Linked DNA regions of Homo sapiens: region 1 is linked to region 2. The links are chromatin loops, found by intact Hi-C in ENCODE. Cell type or tissue: Caco-2. All regions are shown on one strand. Region 1 overlaps DNAH10 (dynein axonemal heavy chain 10). Region 2 overlaps DNAH10 (dynein axonemal heavy chain 10).

Region 1 (2,500 bases), 58 kb after region 2:
CAACCAGGCAGCCAGTCAAGCTGCAGCATGAGGGAGCATGATCCTCGTAGGACTGAGATCAGAAAGGCAGCCAGGGGCTAGAGCATGGCGGCCTCACAGAGCACACAAAGATATCTGGATTATGTTCCAAGTGTAATTAAGTCATGGGGTGGGTGGGGGCAGTTTACAACAGGGATGACACGAAATGATATGTTGTTGTTGTTGTTGTTGTTGTTGTTTTAGAGACACGGTCTTGCTCTGTTGCCCAGGCTGGAGTGCAGTGGTGCAACCATACCTCACTGTACCCTTGAACTCCTGGGCTCAAGCAATCCTCTGCCTCAGCCTCCCAAGTAGCTAGGAACACAGGTGTGCACCACCACGCCTAGCTAATTAATTTTAGTTTTGGTAGAGATGGGGGGGTCTCACCATGTTGCACAGGCTGGTCTGGAACTCCTGGGCTTAAGCAATCCTCCCACCTCAGCCTCCCAAAGTGCTAGGATAACAGGCGTGAGCCACTGCACCTGGCCTGATTTGTATTTGTTTAAGGTAATTCTGACCACCGGTGGTGGAGAATGGATTGATGGAACGTCACTGCAACAGTCCAGGAGAGGGGTGATGGCCACTTGGGATAGGAAGGTACTGGGGGGACAGGAGAGAAGAGGACAGATGGGAAGTATGTTTGGAGGACTTACTGATGTGAGCCGGGCAGGGCTGGGTGAGAGAAGAAGAAACAAGGACGAGTTTCTGGGTCAAGCAGTTGGTTTGATGTTGGTGCCATTTCCTGAAGTGGGGAAAACTGGGGGATGACTGAGTCACAAGGCAGAAGGTCAAGAATTCCACCTTGGGCAGTGGCTCACGCCTATAGTCCCAGCACTTTGGGAGGCGGAGGCATCCTGAGATGCCGTCTGAGCAAGGACACAAGCACCTCCGCTCTCACCTTGGTGATCTCCACGCAATTCCGGACACAATGGAAGCACATCTTGTCGATCTCATTTGTGTTGGGATGAAGGATGATCTCAGGTGCCGTCAGAATGGTTTCAGTGTGGAACAGAGGGACATTTCCAAGGATCAAAGAATTAAAAGACTGCAAGTTCCTAAGAGGGGTTGATGAGAAAGACTCAGAGTGTATCTCACTAGAGTGAAATACACCAAGCAATTGATGGAAATGACCAGGGCCACAAAAATCACAGGTACAGGCAATGGCACACTGTGAGGCTGTCCTAGACAGGCTGGGGTGAGTCTTACTTAAAATACTCTTTTTTTGCACTAAATTTATACAAACAGTTCATTTCCACTTTTGGAAAACTGAAGACCTTTTGGTTGGAAAATAGTTAAACAATAATGACTTCCAAAACCTGCTCAACTCTGGTAAGGAAAAAGGAGCACTCACATCCCCACCCAGCCTGCCCTACTGGCTCCATCCTTTCCAGGATGAAAGTAGATGTGACACCCAGGGATGGAACTTCATCAGCCTCCAGCCCAGTCTCCCTGCTTCCCCCTGCCGGCCCAACCCCATCCAGTAATTCACATGGCAGCCAGAGACACTATTTTAAAACATCTAGCGGGGCGCAGTGGCTCACATCTGTAATCCCAGTACTTTGGGAGGCTGAGGTGGGAGGATCATTTGAGCCCAGGAGTTTGAGACCAGCCTGGGCAACACAGCAAGACCCTGTCTCTAAAATAAAAATAAATTAGCTGGGCATAGTGGCACACGCCTGTGGTCCCAGATATTCAGGAGGCTGAAGTGGGAGAATTGCTTGAGACAGGGAGGTTGAGGCTGCAGTGAGCCATGAACATGCCACTGCACTCCAGCCTTGGTGACAGAGTGAGACCCTGTCTCAAAAAACAAAACAAAACAAAAACATCTAACTCCTCCCTCTCCCTCCTCCCGTCTCTCTCTCCCTCTCCCTCTCACTCCACCTCCCTCTCTCACCCTCTCCCTCCCTCCTTCTCCTTTTCCCTCCCCTTCTCTCTCCTCTCTCTCCCCTCTCTCTTCACCTCTCTCTCCCTCTTCCTGTTTCTCTCTCCCTCTCCAGGCTTCTCCCTTCCTCTCTCCCTCTTCCCCCCTCCTTATCTCTCTCTCTCTCCCCCTCTGCCTCTCTCTCCACCTCTCTCTCTCGATCCCTCTCCCTGTTTCTCTCTCCCTCCCTCTCCTCCTCTTTCTCCAGTTGAAAACACTCCAGCAGCCTCCCATGGCTGTCAGATAAAATGCAAGCTCCCTGCCGTGGCTTCCCAGGCTCCCTGTGACCTGATCCACCCCTGCCACCCTCTCCAGCTTCATCCCCTCCTTCAATCTCATCTTTCCTTCTTTCTGTTTCTTCCACTGACCAAAGGCCCACCTGTGGGTCTTCACAGCAGTTTTTGGCTTCCCCCAGAAAGCTCTTCCCCGTTTCAGCTCACTCCTCATCTTCAGGTCTCTACTAAAATGTGGAATTTCCGGGGTCTTTCTTGACCACCCAATTACAGCAGCATCTCCATTCTCTCCCCAGAACACTAGGCTGCTTTGTTTCTTTTACAGAAC
Region 2 (2,500 bases):
AGTTGACTCTCATCCAGAAAGACCACCCAGAGGGCCTGGGCTTCTGTCACAGCAGTCAATGCATGTGAACCGCTCCTGGGTGTTCCGCCATGTGCTCTGACCATTGCATGTTTCTCTAAAGAAGCAAACAATCTGGAAAACTCATACAGACAGAAATATGGAAAAGCTCATTCACTTCCTCTAGAAATTTAACCAAAGGCACTCAGAGCAGGGAAACAGGCGACACTCGGTTCCCACCTGGCAGTTCCCCAGGGTTGGCCCAAACTCCTTCTGTGTCAACAGTAGACAAAGAAGCAAGGCGTTTGATATATTCGTCAAATTTCATCCTTCCATCCTCAAGCAGGGAGGCTCCCAGAGAGCAGTACAAAGCCTCCAGGAAGTAGCACTCCAGCAGGTCAAGGTCTTCTATTTCTCCTTCTAGCAACGCATCCAACATCTTGGCTAACTGGGTTACCTGGTTCACAGGAAAATATCTGGTTCAGCCCACATAGTCCACCCCCACAGAGTCCATTCCAGTCATAAATCCTGGGATCCCAGGTCCCAGAGCGATGGGAGCATAAGACCCAACATGTTGGTTCAGACAGATGGAACCCAGTATCTTGACTTGCACAAAAGCAAGCACGGCGCCCGCCTTGGCACTGACCAACAATGCTACTGTTCACCCTGTCTGGCATCTTCACTCCCTTTAAAACCCTACCGTGAGCTTGTCTTTAGGAAAGAATTTCTTTTTGCTAACAGCAGGGATCATTTCTTACCATATTGAGGTCTGTCTGAGGAACTATTGTCTTCAGCTTTTCTGCTTGTCTTCCATCCACAATTCCTTCCACTATCACATCCATGAGATAGGGCACATACTTCTCAAAGAGACTATTCAAATTGTATTGCTCCACCTATAAAAAAGTAGCATTCCAAAGCATTTCAAGGGTTTGTTTATTTAAATGGAAGTTAGTGGAAAGCTTTTCTTGCCCAAAGAGGGTTGAGCAACATCTTCTGATGAATGATACATTTGGCAGGTGAGGAAATCCTGATAATAGTGCCCTATATTTGCAGAGAGATTTGTCCTCTGCAATATGCTTTCATCTCATCATGAAGTGTTTCATTTCGCTGCCACAGAGTCTACCATGCCCTTGGGGAAGAAAAAGGGAAGATAACAGGTCCCATTTGACAGGAAAGAGGCTGATCATCTTAGAGTTCAAGTGACCACAGTCATCCAGAAAAGACTGTAAAGCAGTGAAGGTCCCCTCCCTATCAAAGCACCAATCACCACCAGGGATTGCAAGGGTCCTGAGACAGCTGTCTCCCACAGGACAGTGCCTCAGATGGTTCTGTCATGCTTCCTTTGTTCTTCCTTTGTTCTGCTCTTTTCTGGCATAATTATGTCCTGGTTTCCATTCACCTCCAACCTAGTAGCCCTACTAGAGACACACCCAGAACACCTGTGTTCCTTTGAGAAGGTGGTCGTAGCGTCCTAGGTGTGGTTGAGCCACAACCCGCACGTGACTGTCACATCCATCTCTGCACTTTTCACAGAAGCCTTTTGTTAAGACAACACACACTCTGGCCTGTCATCTGTTTTGTAAATAAAGGTTTATTGGTACACAGCCATGCCCATTTGTATACAAATTTCTGGCTGTTTTCATGCCACAACAGCAGAGTTGAGTAGCTGTGAAAGAAATCATATTGCCCACACAAAGCCTCAGACATTTACTATCTACCCCTCTACAGAAAAAGTTTGTCAACCTCTGGTCTAGACCAACCAATCCAATCATTACCTATCCCACTGGCTATAAACTATCTGAAATTAAATAAGTGTGTCGGTGTGTCGGTGGCTCACGCCTGTAATCCCAGCACTTTGGGAGGCTGAGGCGGGCAGATCACGAGCTCAAGAGATCGAGACCATCCTGGCTAACACGGTGAAACCCCGCCTCTACTAAAAATACAAAAAATTAGCCGGTCGTGGTGGCGGGCGCCTGTAGTCCCAGCTACTCGGGAGGCTGAGGCAGGAGAATGGCATGAACCTGGGAGGCGGAGCTTGCAGTGAGCCGAGATTGCGCCACTGCACTCCAGCCTGGGTGACAGAGCGAGACTCCGTCTCCAAAAAAAAAAAAAAAAAAAAAAAAAAAAAAAGTGTGTCTGCCATGTTTTCACTTATTTTGTGCTCAGGGACATGGGCAGGTCAAGGACAAAGTCATCGCCTTCAACTACAAACATCCCTCTGGACTATGTTATCCAACTAGCCATCAATACTAATAAATTTAAGTTCATTTTAGAAAAAAATTTCACCTTGTTTGGTATTTGATTAACCCATTTTTTCCAGTATGGTCGATATTTCAAGTTTTTAGGATCCACATAAACCATTCCACATCGAGAGACAGTTGCAGGGGAGGCATACTGTAAATCTCCAACCTGGATAAATAAAGAAAATCAATCATGGCTATAGCTATACACAAGATAAACTAGATGTTTAAGGACCTTCTCTTATGGAAAGTTTTTACAACTG

Evidence for each region. Hi-C counts contacts between places; a loop is a spot of excess contacts. Peaks named below come from ENCODE experiments on the same cell type or tissue, not always from the same donor. Only the 100,000 strongest peaks of a DNase experiment are listed, where the experiment ranks them.
Region 1: it touches region 2 in a loop (2.0-fold over the local background); 1 of 110 quality-filtered maps calls a loop at or near these places.

What each region holds. Positions count from the first base shown.
Region 1 is chr12:123,807,370-123,809,869 of GRCh38, reverse strand. It overlaps DNAH10 (dynein axonemal heavy chain 10), which reads right to left. Exons shown (of 79, transcript NM_001372106.1): 19 at 917-1,073. Among named protein-coding and RNA genes, the nearest start is that of DNAH10, 46 kb to the right of the region's middle. In Caco-2, a CTCF peak has its summit at 1,505 (motif pointing left); a DNase peak (open chromatin) is centred at 1,479.
Region 2 is chr12:123,865,857-123,868,356 of GRCh38, reverse strand. It overlaps DNAH10 (dynein axonemal heavy chain 10), which reads right to left. Exons shown (of 79, transcript NM_001372106.1): 41 at 2,284-2,406; 42 at 756-890; 43 at 238-454. Among named protein-coding and RNA genes, the nearest start is that of DNAH10OS, 68 kb to the left of the region's middle. In Caco-2, no CTCF peak of the experiment used is centred here; a DNase peak (open chromatin) is centred at 1,146.